2 separate regions of the Homo sapiens genome follow, and region 1 is linked to region 2. A link is an interaction called in ENCODE POLR2A ChIA-PET data of the cell type or tissue named here. Cell type or tissue: endothelial cell of umbilical vein. All regions are shown on one strand. Each heading gives the region's core, and the rest is flanking DNA. Links, peaks and the distances in the headings are about the cores only.

Region 1 (8,339 bases), core at 278-8,277, 130 kb after region 2:
CTGTGTAACTTGGATTTTACTACATTTTGAAAACTGTTAAGGGCTAATGTAGTTGATGAAAGAATATTAATACACATTCACAGAGAAAGGACAATTGCTATAATATACACAATTATTAACATATAGTATTTTACATATATAATACCTATAATGAATCAGGCACTGCTATAAGCATTTTATATTCATTATCTCACATGAATCCTTTGTGAGGTAGATTTCAGTATCTTCAATTTAGAGTATTGTTGGTTCGTAAACAATACATAGAATTGAATAAAACACAGAAGGCTCTTAAAAACAGTGTTGACTGAAAAATGCATTTTGCAAGTGTAACGGATACATTTATAGAAAAGTTTAAAAACTTACAAAGTTAAACTGTATTGTTTAGACATATGTACATATATAGTAAAACTGTAATGATAGTCAAAGGAATTTTTTTTTTTTGAGGTAGTGTCTCACTCTGTCACCCAGGCTGGAGTGCAGTGGTGCAGTCTCAGCTCACTGCAGCCTCCACCTTCTGCGCTCAAGCGATCCTCCACCTCAGCGTCTCCACCCCTAGTAGCTGGGACTACAGTTGTGGGCCACCAACCTGGCCAGGAATAATTTTTAAACTTTAGATGAATGGTTCTCCTAGATGGGGAGGCAAAGGGTTATATTTGGGAGAGGCCATGCAGAAGGCTTCGTGGGTGGTGGTGAAATTGTATTTATTAGGCAGATGATAGGTGCAGAGTATTTATTTTATTTTTCTTTATATCATATATGTATACATATACAATTTTGTGTATATAAAATAGTTCATAATTTAAAAAATTTTTTGAACAGCTGTCTTGAGATATAGTTAACAGACCTTACATTTTGCTTATTTAGACTGTACAATTCAGTGGTTTTTAATATATTCACGGATATGTGCAGCCAACACCACAGTCAGTTTTATAACTTTTTTTTTTTTGAGACAGAGTATCATTCTGTCACCCAGGCTAGAGTGCAGTCTTGGCTCACTGCAGCCTTGAACTCCTGGGCTCAAGCAATCCTGCCTCAGCCTCCTGAGTAGCTGGGACTACAGGTACGCCCCACTCTGCCCAGCTAATTTTTTTTTTTTTTTTTTTTTTTTGTAGAGATGGGGTTTCGCCATGTTGCTCACGCTGGTCTCGAGCTCCTGAGCTCAAGGGACCACCCGCCTCGGCCCCGTGAAGTGCTGGGATTACAGGCGTGAGCCACAACGCGTAAACCCCGTATCCTTTAGCTGTCACCCTCCTATCCCTTCCTCCAGCCCTAAGCAACCACTAATATACTTTCTGTAAATTTGTCTTTTCTGGACATTTCATATAAAAGGAATCATATACTATGTGGACTTTTGTGACTGCCTTCTTTCACATAGCAAAATATCTTCAAGGTTCATTCAAGTTGCAGCATTGTGTCAGTACTTTATTCCTTTTATTACCATCATAATTGTTTTAAAAAATTTTTTATCTTGAATACTGGTGCTTGAGGAAAATAGTTTAATTAGAAGGAATTTTTTTTTTCGAGATGGCATCTTACTCTGTCACCCAGGCTGGAGTGCAATGGTATGGTCTCAGCTCACTGCAACCTCTGCCTCCCGGGTTCAAGCGATTCTCCCACCTCAGCCTCCTGAGTAGCTGAGACTGCAGGTGCATGCCACCACACCCGGCTGATTTTTGTGTTTTTAATAAAGACGGGGTTTCACTGTGTTGGCCAGGCTGGTCTCAAACTCTTGACCTCATGATCTGCCCGTCTCGGCCTCCCAAAGTGCTGGGATTATAGGCGTGAGCCAGAAGGAAATGAGAAAGAAAAGTTTTTTTGGAGATCCTAAAGGACTTTCAATTACTTCTAACATCTCTAGAGGTGGATGACGCTGGTTTTTGTTCCAGAATGTGACCTTGTTTTTTTGTTTTTTTTGTTTTTTTTTTGAGACAGAGTCTGACTCTGTTGGCCAGGCTGGAGTGCAGTGGCGCGATCTCAGCAACTTTTTTCAAAACTGGGAGTGCTATGCCATGGAGTGGATTTTTGGTTCCCAGTGAATGAGACAGGGAGTGGAAGAAGAGTTATTCTACTGAGGGAAGGGAACACACATATTGAAAAGAGACACAGCAGGAGGAAGGAGGAAGGGAGGGGAGCTGCTTGGAGCAGAATAAGCAGAGCTGTGGGCAAGGAAAGGCCGGTACTGGCCAGTGCAGGCACTGAGCGGAAGGATGAAAGGGATGTGGGAAGAACATCACGCCATAAATCCCCAAATTCCAGCACCTGGAGACGTGGGCCCCAGGAGCCTGGATATCCCCTCACAGGCGGGAGCTGGGGCTGGCGGGGCTCAGGCTCAAGCAGGGAGTCTGGACACGGGGGGCATGGATGTGCACACGGAAGGCCACAGCACTAGGTGCGGAACTTTAGGGAGAACCAGAGATACAGGGTCGCCCCGTCCCTGCCTTCCGGGGACCTTCCATCTCATAGGTGCATTTGTTATCTCTTTTCCATCTCTCCACAGTTCCTAGTTCCTGGAAGGGTATTCTGCATAGAATGCGAACACTGCAATTATTGACTAATAAGTGAAGAAATGAAGCATTTTACATTCAGAGTTTTGTTTTGTTTTGTTTTGTTTTTACCAAAAAGTGCAGTTTTTGAATGGATCTAGAGTTTCTGTTTTTCAAGATGAAAAAGCTCTGGAGATTGGTTGTACAACTATGTGAACACCCTTGACACTGATGAACTGTACACTTAAAAATAGTTAAGATGGAGGCCGGGTCTGGTGGCTCACACCTGTAATCCCAGCACTTTGCAAGGCTGAAGGGTGGATTGCTAGAGCTCAGGAGTTCAAGACCAGCCTGAGCAACATGGCAAAAACCCGTCTCTACAAAAAATACAAAAATTAGCCGGGCATGGGTTGCACGCACCTGTGATCCCAGCTACTTGGGAGGCTGAGGTAGGAGGATCACTGGAGCCTGGGAAGTCAAGGCTCCAGCGATCCTCACACCTCAGCCTCCCAAGTGAGGGAAGTCAAGTGAGTCGTGATTGTGCCTCTGCACTCCAGCCTAGGTGACAGGGAGACCCTGTCTCAAAAAAAAAATTGTTAAGATGGTAAATTTTATGTGTAGTTTACCACAATTAAAAATAAAAAAACAATGTTCTATCTCACATATAAAACTCTGCATCTTTGTCTTTTTAAAAGGTAACAATACAGACAAAATAGGAAACGAAAATCTAATTTTCCAGTATTAATGTTCACACTGAAGTCAATGGGAGGTATTCTATTTTTGGGTTTTTTTCCTCCCTAGAAAGTAAGTACATACTTAGTAACTTTAGATGTTTGAAAAACGGGAGGGGTTGAGAAAAAGAAATACATAATAAGTGACGCACACTGTAAAATTTTCTTGCATTTGATTAACACATACATAGACTTTTGGATCTGAGTTTTTTTCAGGGACACATTTGTTTACAATTAAAATGTGGATTTTATCTCTTTTATTCATCTTGAATTCAGTCATGTTCCTGAGCAGTCATCAAAGCATTCTTACATCCAGCCTGGGCTTCTCTCCCTGAAAATGTTGTTTATTGGAAAAGAAAAAGGAAGTTGCCTTGAGTCAGCTAACCTTGGCCATTGCACTGCTTTCACTAGAGCTGTTTTTATTTAATGTGTCTATAAAGCTTTGCTCCGTTCGTAATATTTTAGCCTCTGTCTCCCTGAATTCATCAAACCAGTCCCATTTTAATCCCAGTTACAAGTAGAGGGGCACCCTCTCAGTCTAATACCTGGTGTGGATGACAAGTCTTGGGAACTTGCTGGAATTGTTGGGAGATATGTCACTGTTTAGTAATGTACATGCTTGTGAATATTAGGTGCAGTGAGAATTCAGGTTCAATTCATCATGTTCTTTGTCCCAGTTGTGTCCTGCAATTAGTGTTTCTTTTTTTTTTGAGACAAGGTCTCACTCTGTCGCCCAGGCTGGAGTGCAGTGGCACGATCACAGCTCACTGCAACCTTAACTCCCAGGCTCAGGTGATTCTCTCACCTCAGCCTCTCAAGTACATGGGACTACAAGCACACACCACTATACCCAGCTAATTTTTGTATTTTTTGTAGAGATGAGGTTTCACCATGTTGCCCAGGCTGGTCTTGAACTCCTGGGCTCAAGCAGTCCACCCACTTCAGCCTCCCAGAGTGCCGGGATTACAGGTGTGAGTCACTGCACTGGGCCACAATTAGTATTTGTGATGTTAGAAACTAAAAGTGCTGGTAAGCCTTGGAAAGAAAAATCCTGTGGTCTCTGAGAGCTTCAAATTTAATCTTGGCCTCATTACCTAATCACATCAGAAGAAGAGAATCTGTGAAAAATGGAAGTGATCAAAGGACGATGGGTTCCCAGGAGAAGGGAATCTCATGGCTTCCAATCTATTCACAGCTTTGACCTGCAGACTTTAGATATGGGAGGAATAGACTAAAAACAAACTTTGTCATTGTTGTTATTGCCTTGGAGACGGGGTCTCACTCTATCACTCAGGCTGGGGTGCAGTCTCAGTTCACTGCAACCTCTGCTCCCCAGGTTCAAGTGATCCTTCAACATCAGCCTCCTGAGTAGCTGGGACTACAGGTGTGTGCCACCACACCTGGCTAATTTTTGTACTTTTTGTAGAGACTGGGTCTCGCTATGTTTCCCAGGCTGGTCTTGAACTCCTGGACTCAAGTGATCATCCACCTTGGCCTCCCAAAGTGCTGGGATTACAGGCATGAGCCACTGCATCTGGAAAAGCAAATTTCTTATTTTGCAATTTGGCCTTGGGGCCTGAGTGGCCAAGCTATGATTGTCTGTTTCCTCTTTGGAGTGGGGAAATGTGTGAGCTGAAGCACCAGTCACATACACACATGTCTATATGCATTTCTGTACAACCCAAGAGATCCAACTTTAGTAAGAGGGAAAGGAAATCAGAACATAGAGGGGGCCTGCTGTTTACCAGTAACTTGTAATCAACATGTCATTGAGTCCCATCTGCAATGGGTGTGTGTATGAGTTAGCTATTGCTACATAACAAACCATCCCAGAACTTAATTAGCTCATAATTGAGCTGGTTAGCAATTTAGGCTGGGCTCAGCTGGGCCATTCTTCTGGTCTCAACTCAGCTCTATGTGTGTGGTGTGTGTATGTGTGTATGTTTAGCTCTGCTTCTGGGGGTGAGCTGGCTGTCAACTGGGGTACCTTGGTTCTCCTGCTTATGGTATCTCTTCCTCCAGCAGGCTAACATGGGCTTGTTTTCATGGAGATGGCGGGGTTCTGAAAGAAAAAACAGAAGCATTCAAGATCTTTGAGCCTAACCCTGAAACTGGCACACTGTCATACTCTCTGCATTCTGTTGGCCAGAGTAAATAAGGCAACCCAGATACAAGACTGGGGGAAACAAATTCTGTCTGTTTATGGGAGCAGCTATAAAATCTCATTGCAAAGGGCATAGATAGGGAAGTATGAAGAATTGCTATTATTTTTTCAATCAGTATCATTATGCCTTTTCTTGCAGGTGAGATTTACCTAATAGTTCCAGATCAAATTCAAAACCTTGAAGTTACTAAGTGACTAGACTGTGACTCAGTAGTATCAACTATACTTGACTCCAAAGCCCAGACACCTGTATAGACCATAGTACTCATGCATCTCCCCTAGGCCTTCAAGATTCTGGAGAGTGACACTTCCGTAAATGCCCATCTAGGGCTCTTCACTTATACCCATTGGGTATAATTCCCTCCAGAGAAAGCTGAACTGTCTTGGAAGAACTTAAAATAACTTAGGGAAACAGCTGAGGGCTGAGTTTAGGAATCAAGGCTCCAGCAATATATTTTTTATTTCTAATTATAGGGGAAATTTGAAAACATATATAATGCACTCCATATGTTTGCAAATTCTTTTCATCCATTTTTGGTATTTGTAGGCTATTTATGATTTTCAAAGCAAGCTAAATCAAACTGTGCCTGAAACAACCTCTTACTCTGAAAAGCAAGCAACATAAAGATAGATCTGCTGAGAAGACATTTCCACCTGCTGCAGTTTAGCCAAACAGCTGACTGTGTATTGAAGCAGTCCTTTGATTTTAACAGGGCAAAGCTGTATCCAAGACCCCAAACTGAGGAACTGCCATGGGGCACACATGAAAATCACACACAGCTAATGTATCTCTCACCCTGAACCAGTGATCCATATCCATGGCTGCACATTAAAATCACCTGGGGAGCTTTTAAAATTCCCAAAACCCAAACTACAACAGACCTGTTAAATTGGATTCCCTGGAGTGGGACCCAGGCAGCAGTGTTGTTTAAAGCTCTCCATGTGATTATATTGTGTGGTCAAGGCTGCAAACCCACTGCTTTAAACCAGTATCTTTTGATGACCTAGTTGCAAATAATTTCTCAAATAAATGTAAAATGTTTGCTGCTGAATTGTAGGCTTTCCGTCTTATTTGTGGTACCTACTTACTATCTTTGCACAAACCGATCTCTACTGCTTGTTTTATTCCTGGATCAACCCCATTCCATGGGTTTTGAGGGCATTTTATGTGCAGGACAGTGTGCTAGGTGCCATGGCCTTGGTGAGCATCATTGTTGGGGGAGGACTTTGCTGGGGAAAAAAAAAATGTATTATAAAAACTCAAAACCATGCCATTTAGCGAACTGAGGCAAAAATGCAAATATCTGGGTGGTCGCCTGAGAGAACATGAATAGATATCTTGGAATTTTAAAATCCATGTGATGACACCATAAGTGAATGTATTCCACTTTTTAAAAAATGCTGCTGTTATTCTCAGATACTGAGTTAGGATTTTTGTGTCAGCATGACGCTGCCTGGCCTCATCACTTGGGTTTGGAAGTGCTCTCTTCAATTTTTTAAAAGAGTTTGAAGAAGATCGGTGTTCTCCATTAAAGGTTTGGTAGAATTCACCAGTGAAGCCAACGGGTTCAGGGCTGTTTGTTTTTGGTCAGGAGGTTTTTGATTACCGATTCAGTCCCCTTAATGATGGATCTATTCAGATTTTGTATTTCTTTGCAATTCAGTATTTTGTGTCTCTAGGAATTTGCCCATTTTATCTAGGTTGTCCAGTTTGTTGGCATATAGTTGTTGACAGTGCACCCTTATAATCCTTTTTATTTCTCTAGAATTGATAGTCATGTCCCCACTTTAATTTTGATTTTAGTAACTTGTTTCTTCTGTCCTTTTTTCTTAGTCAAACTAAAGGTTTGTCAATTTTGTTAATCTTCTTGAAGAACTGACTCTTGGGTTTGTTGATTTTCTTGTGTTTTTCTATTCTCCATTATTTATCTCTGCTCTAATCTTTACTATTTCCTCCTTCTAACTTTGGATGTAGTTCTTTTTCTCATTTCTTAAGTTGTAAAGTTTGGTTGTTGATTTGAAATCTTTCTTCCTTTTTAATGTAATACAGCTATAAATTTCCCGCTTAGGATTGCTTTCAAAGTGTCTCATAAGTTTTAGTATGCTGTCTTCATTTTCACTGGTCTCTAGTACTTTCTAATTTCCCTTGATTTCTTCTTTGACCTGTGGTTGTTTATGAATGTATTGCTTAATTTTTTTAGTTTTCCTTCTATTATTGATTTCTAACTTCATCCTGTTGTGGTCAGGGAATATACTATGTATGACATCTATTATTTTTTTCCCCAACACAGGGTCTCACTCTGTCACCCAGGCTGGAGTGCAGTGGCCCAACCTTGGCTCAACACAACCTCCACCTCCTGGGTTCAAGCAATTCTTCTTCTTGCCTCAGCCTCCCAAGTAGCTGGAATTATGGGTGGCCATCACCATGCCCAGCTAATTTTAGTAGAGACAGAGTTTCACCATGTTGGCCAGGCTGGTCTCGAACTCCTGACCTCAGGTGATCCACCTGCCTTGGCCTCCCAAAGTGCTGGGATTACAGGCATGAGCCACCACGCCCAGCCTCAGTTTTCATTTATAGTTTTGCCCCTAGTCTTTGGAGTAGATTCCTCCCTTCCATGAGCCAGAGAACTCACTAAGTCCATTGCACTATGAACTCACAGAGAATTCACTGCGCATATTCCACAGTGAACTCACAAAGAACTCACTGTGTCCATTGCACTGTAAACTCACAGAGAACTCACTATGTCCATTGCACTTTGAACTTGCAGAGAACTCACTATGTACATTGCACTGTGAACTCATGGAGAACTCACTATGCCCACTGCAGTATCTAAATGTAAAGGTTGCAGCTATGGGTCAAAAAACCAGCTCCTAGAATCTTTAATTTTTTGAAGGATTTTTCATGTCTCTATCTCCTTCAGTTCTGCTCTAACCTTAGTTATTTCTTGTCTTCTGCTAGCT
Region 2 (8,339 bases), core at 96-8,095:
TTTATAATTTTAGCCACTGTAGTAAGACTTGAATTTCGGTATGGTGAGAGCTGAAGAACTTTGCTCTTCTCTGATGAGATTGTTTTTGCTATTCTATTTATACATTTGCTGTATAAATGTTAAGAGTTTCATGGAAATTTGTCAGTTTCCATGAAAAAGCCTTTGGGACTTGTGATTGGGATTGTATTGTATCTGGGTATCAATTTGGGAAAAATTGACAAACAATATTTTATTTGTCAACTTATAAATATGGCATGTCGCCCAATTTATAGGTACTCTTTAATTTGTCTCAGCCATGTTTTGCCATTTTTGTTAAACTTATTTCTAATATTTTGGCTTTTTATTATATGGTAAATGGAAATTTTAAAACCTCACTTTCAGTTTACAACTACTATATAAACATACATTTGATTTAAAAAATTTGACATCATATCTGTGACTTTACTGAATTCACTTTTTCTGGTTGGTTGGTTGTGTATTTATTTTCTGAGAATTTTTAAATTGAGAATGAACACTGATTTTTTTCCTTTTTCCCTCACCTTTTTTAATTATGAAAATTTTAAACATACAACTAAGTTGAAAAGTTATTCAGTGAATGTTTATAACCCACTACAAAGAATGTCGTTTTACTATGCATCCATCCATCAGTCCATCTTATTTTTTGAAACATTTTAAAGTAAATGGAGACATACCCCTAAAAATACCTTATTCAGCAAGCATTTCATTAACTGGAATTCCAGTTTGTTCATAGTTTTTTTCTTTTTATGTAAAATTTCCTAACAATGAAATGTGCTGATCTTAAATACTGCAACCAGTTGCTTAGCTAAACAAATGCATATACCTGGGTAACCTAAAAGCTTATCAAGCTGGAAAGCTGTCAGTCACCCCAGAAAGTTCATTCATGTCCCTTCCCAGTCAGTTTCCCTCCCACCCTTGTTGTTTGTTGTTGTTGTTTATACAGTAGTTTTTGTTCTAGAATTTTCTTTTAAATGGAATCATATTACAAAGTATTTTTTGATAATTTATACCACAGTTTGGTCAGTCACCTGTTGAAAACGTGTGCTGTTTCTAGTTTGGAGCCATTAGGAACAGAGCTCCTATAAATATTTTTGTACAAGTCTTTCTGCTGACATGTGTTTTCATTCCTTTGGGGTAATTAGGTTGGGGATTGCTGGGTCACAGGGTAGGTATGTATTTAGTTTTATAAAATGCTGTCAGACCTTTTGCCAAAGTGGCTGTCCCATTTTAAAATCCTACCAACGATGTATGAATGTCCTAGTTGCTTACCTTTGATATTTTTTTCATTTTGGCCATTCTGATGGGCATGTAGTTGTAACTTATTGTGCTTCTAATTTGCATTTCCCTCATGAACGGTGTGATATTCATCACTTCAAAAAATGTTTAATTGATAAGTAAAATATTCAGCACTTTTTAATGTGCTCACTACACATTCATATACTTTAGGGAGTATATGTTCAAATCTTTGCCAACATTTTAATTATACTTGGTCTTTTCATTATTCTAGAAACTTTTTATAGGTCTTAGGGACTAGGGGCTATTGGGATGAAATGAATATATTTTGCATGTGGGAATGACATGAATTTTGTGGGAATGACGTAAATTTTGCGGGACCAGAGGTAGAATGCTGTGTTCTGAATGTTTGTGTCCTGCCAAAATTCATATCTTGACACTTGGGGATTAACGCAGTGCCATCATGGTACTGGGAGGAGGTTAGGCCATGAGGGCGCCACCATGGGATCTGTGCCCTTAATAAAGAGGCCCAAGAGAGCTTCTTTGTCCCTTCCACCACGTGAGGGCACATAAAATGTGCCATCTGTGAGGAATGGGCCCTCGCCAGACACTGAATCTGCTGGCATCTTGACCTTGGAATTCCCTGCCTCCAGAATTGTGAGCAGTAAATTTCTATTGTTTATGAATTACCCAGTCTGAGGTATTTTGTTATAGTGGTCCAAATAGACCAAGACAGAAGTTGGTACTGAGAGTGGGTGTTTCATAGATATTATCTCCCCATCTATGGCTTGTTTGTACATCTTTCAACATTTTTTTTCTTATTTATTCTGTCCTCACAATCTGTCCCCGTCAACATTGTTTTTGATGAGAAGTTTAAAATTTTTTTAATGAAATCTTTTTTTAAATCAATTTTCTTTCTTTCCTGGTTATTGCTTTTTTGTGACCTGAGGAACTTTTGCCTTCCCCAAAGTCACAAGGATGACGTTGGTTTGCTCTAAAAACGTCATCGCTTTAGCTTTTATACTTAGGCCTGTAATGCATCTTGAATGAACTTCTGTGTATATCGTAGTTTGTGGTTCACTTGGTAACATATGGATATCCAGTATCCCAGCTACATTTTTCCAAAAAACTTGACCAAATAGATTTCTTGGGGATCTTTGTAATCAAAAATCAGTTGTGTAATTTAGAATCATAAATGAAAATCTATTTCTGGTGCTCTCTTGTTTCATTGATGTCTTTGTAGATACTTACACAGGTACTGCTTTTCCTTGAAATCTGTTGCTTTATGATGTTATATCTTGAAATAGGTTGTAGGAGCCCTACTTAGTACTTCTTTTTCAAGATTGCTTTGGATTGCCTTTCAAGTTTGTTGCCTTTCCTTGTAAATGTTAAAATCATCTTGTTGGTTTCCACATAAAAGCTTGCCAGGATTATTTTTGGGAATGTGTTGTATCTATAGATGCATTTGGGGGAAATTTTATATTAATATTTGCTCTTTTAATTTGTAAACATGGACTGTCTTTACATTCATTTAGGCTTGTAATTTCTCAGCAGTATTTTATTGCATCTATTGAAATATGGCTTTTCTCTTCTATTCTCATAGTATGGTGGATTATATTGATTTTGTAAACCTTGCATTTCTGAGATATGCCACATTTAATCATGACATTTTAATTGGTTATATCTTTGATGTCAGATTGTTAATACTTTAATATGGATTTTTACATCTGTATTCTTGAGGGATATTGGTCCATAATTTACTGTTTTTATCTACCTCTTTTTTTAAGATTATGTTGGCTTCATAAAGCAAAGTAGGAAATAGTCTCTCATTTTCTGAAATGATTTCTATAAAATTGGTATTTTTTTTCCTCAAATGTTTGATAGAATTCACCAGCAAAGCCATCTGGGGTTTGATGTGTGTGTGTGTAGAGGTTTGGGAGAAATTTGTGTGTGTGTAACATTTTAATATATTATAAATTAATATGTTAATGTATATTATATACAATTTTATATGTGTAAAATAGCCATATATGTATATATTCATACTTCTGTTTCATCTTGGTGTCAGTTTTGGCAAGTTGTATTTATCAAGGAACATGTCTACTTTTACGATGATGAATTTATTGGTATAATGTTTTTCATAATATTTTGTTATTTTAATGTCTGTAGGATCTGTAGTGTTATTCTCTTATATTTCGATATTGGTAGTGTGTGTTTTATTTCCAGACTGTTTTGACTTAGGGCTATATCAATTTAAATAATATTCCAAAGAAGCATCTTTTGGCTTTTTAATTGTTATTTGTATTGCTGTTCTAATTTATTTCTGTTCCTAATTATTTCCTTATTTCTACTAGTTTGGGTGCAGTTTATTTTTCTGTTTTTTTCAAGTAGAAATTTAGATAATTATTTTTTTCTAAGGTGAACATTTAAAGGCACCATTTCCCTGTGAACATTGCTTTAGCTGGATCCCACAGTATTTTCTAACATTTTTTGTGTGATTTCTTCTTTGACTCATGGTTTATTTAGAAAAATTTACTAATTGCTTATTTATTTCTAGATATGATATTGTTATTGGTGTCTAACTCCCCTGCAGTCAGAGAACATAACCTGTAAGATATTCCATTCACTCTTTTAAAATTTTTATTGAGACTTATTTTATGGCTTACCAAGTGGTCTATCATTGTGAATATTTCAAGTGATTTAAAGATACATTCGACAGTTGGATATAACATTTTGTAAATATCACTTAGTTTAATGTGATTAAGAGTGCTGTTGAAGTCTTTAGTGAATTATATATCTATCAGTTACTAAAAGAGGGATGTTAAAATTTTCAACTGAGTTTGTGGATTACTTTCTCCCTTAAGTTCTGTCAGTTTTCTTTCATATATTTTGAAGCTGTTGTATTAAGTGAATACACGTTTAGGGTTGTTATAGCATCTTAATAAATTGACCTTATAATAAAGAAATGTCCCTATTTATGTCTTGTAATGCTTTCTTGAAGTTTACTTCGGTAAACACCAGCATTAAGAAAAAATAAATTTAGTTTCATGAGAGTCTCCTGATATCTAAGAGTAGTTATAATATTTCCATTTCTTTTTTGTGGGGTTTTTTTTTTTTTTTTTTTTTTTGAGACAGAGTTTCGCTCTTGTTGCCCAGGCTGGAGTGCAGTGGCACAATCTTGGCTCATTGCAACCTCTGCCTCCCGGGTTCAAGCAATTCCCCTGCCTCAGCCTCCCAGGTAGCTGGGATTACAGGAGCCCACCATCATGCCCAGCTAATTTTTTGTATTTTTAGTAGAGGTGGGGTTTCACCATGTTGGCCAGGCTAGTCTTGGACTCCTGACCTCAGATGATCTGCCCGCCTCGGCCTCCGAAAGTACTGGGATTACAGGCATGAGCCACTGCACCTGGCCTTGTGGTTTTAATAGACTATTTTTTTAAAGAGTAGTTTCAAATTCTCAGCAAAATTGGGCTGAAAAAATAGAGATTTCCCTATACCCTCTCGCACGCCCCTACACACATACAGCCTCCCTCATTATCAGCATTCCCCACCAGAGTGATACAGCTGTTACACTTGATGCATCTACATTGACACGTCATCACCCCAAGTCCTTAGTTTACATCAGGGTTCACTCTTGGTGTTATGCATTCTATGGGTTAGACAAATGTATAACAACATGGATCTAGTATCATGCAGAGTAGTCTCACTGCCCTAGAAATCCTTTGTGCTCTGCCTTTATGTTTCCTCCTACCCTCTCTTAGCAACCAGTGAGCTTTGTACTGTCTCCACAGTTTTGCCTTTTACAATATGTTGTATAGTTTAAGTCATATAGTATGTAGCCTTTTCAGATGGGCGTCTTTTACCTAGCAATAATATGTTTAAGGTTCCTCTGTGTCCTTTTGTGGCTTGATAGTTCATTTCTTTTTGGTGCAGAATAGTATTTTATTGTCTGGGTGTACCACAATATACTTACCTATCCATTTACCTACTGAACGACATTTTGATGGCTTCACAAGTTTTGGCTATTATGAGTAATGCTACTATATAAATATTTGTTTGGAAAGTTTTTATAAGTTTTCATTCATCTTTCTTGGGTAAATACTAGGGATCGTGATTGCTGAATCATATGGTAAGAGTATGTTTCAGTTTGTAAGAAACTGCCAAACTGTTGTCCGAAGTGGCTGTGCCATTTGCTTTCCATCCAACAGGGAGTGGGCCTTTCTATTGCTCCACATCCTCACCAGCATTTGCTGTCATGTTCTGGATTTTGGACATTCCAATAGATGTGTAGTGGTATCTCAGTGTTGTATTAATTGCATTTCCCTAGTGACATATTCTGTGGCACATCTTTTCATGTTTATTTGCCATCAGTATGTCATCTTTGGGGAGATGTCTTTTGCCCATTTTTAAATCAGTTTCACTTGTTAAGTTTTAAGATACCTTTGTTTTGGATAACAGCCGTTTGTCAGATAAGTCCTTTGCAAATATTTTCTTGCAGTTTGTGGTTTGTCTTCTCATTCTCTTGAAACACCATCTTTTAAATTATTATTTACATAGCATTTTCTTTTACCATTCTTTTATTTCTGACTTATCTGTGTCTTTATGTGGCATCATTTGTAGATAGCATGTACTTGGGTTCTGTGTGTGTGTGTTTTTAATCCATTTTGATGATTTCTGCCCTTTAAGTGGAGCACTCAGTCCACTTACATTTAGTATAATTGTTGATAGGGTTTGATTTGGGTCTAGTGTTTTATTTTTTTCTAGTTCTCTTTTTTTGGTTTTTGTTCCTCTGTTCCTCTTTTCCACTTTCTTTGGCTAATAATATTATTGAAATTTGACATTTCGTTATAATTCTCTAATGGCTTTTAGTTATACTTGTTGATATTATTATGGTTTCTGTTTTTGCCTTTTTTTTAGTGATCGTTGTAGAGTAGTGCTTCTGAGTAATCACTCAGGCTCAGCATCGAATGGGAACTTGTTTGAAACATGAATTACCAGGCTGCATCCCGGGCCTCAGAAATTCTGTGGGAGAGACCTGGCATTTCATGGTTTAAATAAAGGTATCAGATGCTTCTGAAATGCATGATAAAAATCTGTTGTACCACCTTATGTAAAGCAGAAGAATCTTGTAACAGTATAATTCAATTGAGTTTTCTTATTTGTGCTATTGTTATATATTTTCTGTCTACATATGATAAACCCCACAATAGTGTTTTTGGGATTTTGCATTAAACATTATTACACTGTCTTACAAAATTAAGAGAAACAAAAAATGAGTATTTATATTTATTCACAATTTCTGGTTCTCATTCTTCCTGTATATCTGAGGTTCCATCGGTACCATTTTGCTTCAGCCCAAATAATTTTCATTAGTGTTTCTCATGACAGAAATTGTTGGGAGACAATTCTCCATAGGTCTTCTGCATTTCTGCACCTTTTGCAAGCAGTGCACTGGCTGTGTTTCTTCTAGACTACTTTTTCAAGGACATTCATAGAGAAGACAAAAGTCATTTCTCCTGCCAGAGGCTGGAGCAGGCATGCTCACTATCCATCATAAAAGTTTGCCTTTTTAAGCTCAGGGTTCTGCTCCTGTGACATCGTCCATTGCACGCAGAGGTGTCATCCTCTGGGGACTGAGGCACAGCACACCGGAGCAGGAACATGTTGGTACCCTGGGTACTGCGCTTGCTCCCAGTTCACATTGATCCATGACTCAAGAGTCTCTTGTCGTCTGTGAGCGTTCTTGAAATTGTGGCAAGCTCACTTGTTAGCTTCTGTCCTCCTTGTGGTTTTTCTCAAAGAGGAGGATGGGAGTCTCATGGGTCAATGGGTGAGATTTTAGGAAAATCCATGGGATTTGTAGCTGACATGTTGACCAAATTGTTATCCTAGTGATAAATGGTCCTTCACTTTGCTGCCTGCTAATGAGGGGAAATTGGGGAGATAGTTTTAAACACAGCTGCCCAAACAATGCCCTGGTTATTGCTAATTCTTCTCTGGGTGGGAGGATGTCTTCACCCTTTGGTGGGCAGATGGTTCTGACCCTTTTCAAACAGTTAAAGGAGAGAAATTGATAACCACCAGGGGTGGAAAGCAGGCAAATTGTTTCATCTGAATGTTGGCTGGTTCTTTTGGGAGAAGAAGGGGTGGGACTTGTTAAGGCAGAAGGCTAACAGCTAGGTTGCCACATGGTTGGCTCTTCCAGCACTGGTCCTGCCAACCTCAGATGCACTGGTAGATGACAGTAAAAGGCTTAATTATTTTTGTAGTGGACCCTGGCAGCTTTAGGGATGTGCAGCCCTGTCGAAGATTACCCTGACATAGACAAACACCTGTGGGAAAATATTAGTGTCTAATAAGATCATCAACTAGTATTCCAGCTCTTACTGCCCCAGATGAGGTTTCCAATGCTAATGATGATGACCCACTGGAGAGTGAGAAATTTAACCCAAACAAGTTGACGTACATTCTTGCCGTCCACTCCACTGCTCTGGGAAATTCTCCCCTGGCCCTTCCATTAAAGCCACGTGATAACCCATGAGATGTTACCATGACTGTGGGGCCCGCATTGGTCAAAATGGAGGACATAATCAATCTGTGTAAGCGACCTAAAATTGCCTTGTCCCTCTTGCATCTGGCCCTTGCTTACAGAAGGGCTGGGTATGAGTAGGGTATCATTGGTAAACAGGTGAAAATAGCTCCCGAAATAGGAAACATACAATTTTGTCCTGGTGGAAGGAGAGCAACAATGCTAGTACCTAGGGAAGTGGGGAGTGCATTACACCTTGGGAAATTCTGGGACAGGGAACATTAATGATCCTTGTCATTCAGAACCACCCCTAGAGCCTTCCTCAGGGATGAAAAAGCCCTGGTGTGGTTCTCCCAGATTTTTGCAAGGGACTGAAGTGAAGCTTTCAGATCTGCCATTCCTCCTTGCCAGACCACTCTGGTGACGATTTGGTGCATTCCTTTGACCCATGCGGAGAATTCTATCAGAAGCAGCAGGGGATGGTGCCAGCGCCTGCACCTGCCACACAGAACACCTGCTAGCACCTCTGGCTGTCTGCCCACCCATACTCATGGCCATG

The links. ChIA-PET counts read pairs that join two places held together with the same protein. Peaks named below come from ENCODE experiments on the same cell type or tissue, not always from the same donor. Only the 100,000 strongest peaks of a DNase experiment are listed, where the experiment ranks them.
Region 1: POLR2A ChIA-PET joins it to region 2 with 9 read pairs; 2 of 35 experiments call an interaction of 5 or more read pairs at or near these places.

Annotation. Positions count from the first base shown.
Region 1 is chr6:5,009,256-5,017,594 of GRCh38, forward strand. The region is part of intron 1 of LYRM4-AS1 (LYRM4 antisense RNA 1); the gene reads left to right. It overlaps LOC124901248 (a long non-coding RNA gene), which reads right to left. Exons shown (of 3, transcript XR_007059422.1): 3 at 5,083-5,276. Among named protein-coding and RNA genes, the nearest start is that of RPP40, 9.4 kb to the left of the region's middle. In endothelial cell of umbilical vein, for the core only: no CTCF peak of the experiment used is centred there; a DNase peak (open chromatin) is centred at 3,576; H3K27ac peaks cover 309 bases.
Region 2 is chr6:4,875,197-4,883,535 of GRCh38, forward strand. The region is part of intron 1 of CDYL (chromodomain Y like); the gene reads left to right. Among named protein-coding and RNA genes, the nearest start is that of CDYL, 100 kb to the left of the region's middle. In endothelial cell of umbilical vein, for the core only: no CTCF peak of the experiment used is centred there; no DNase peak of the experiment used is centred there.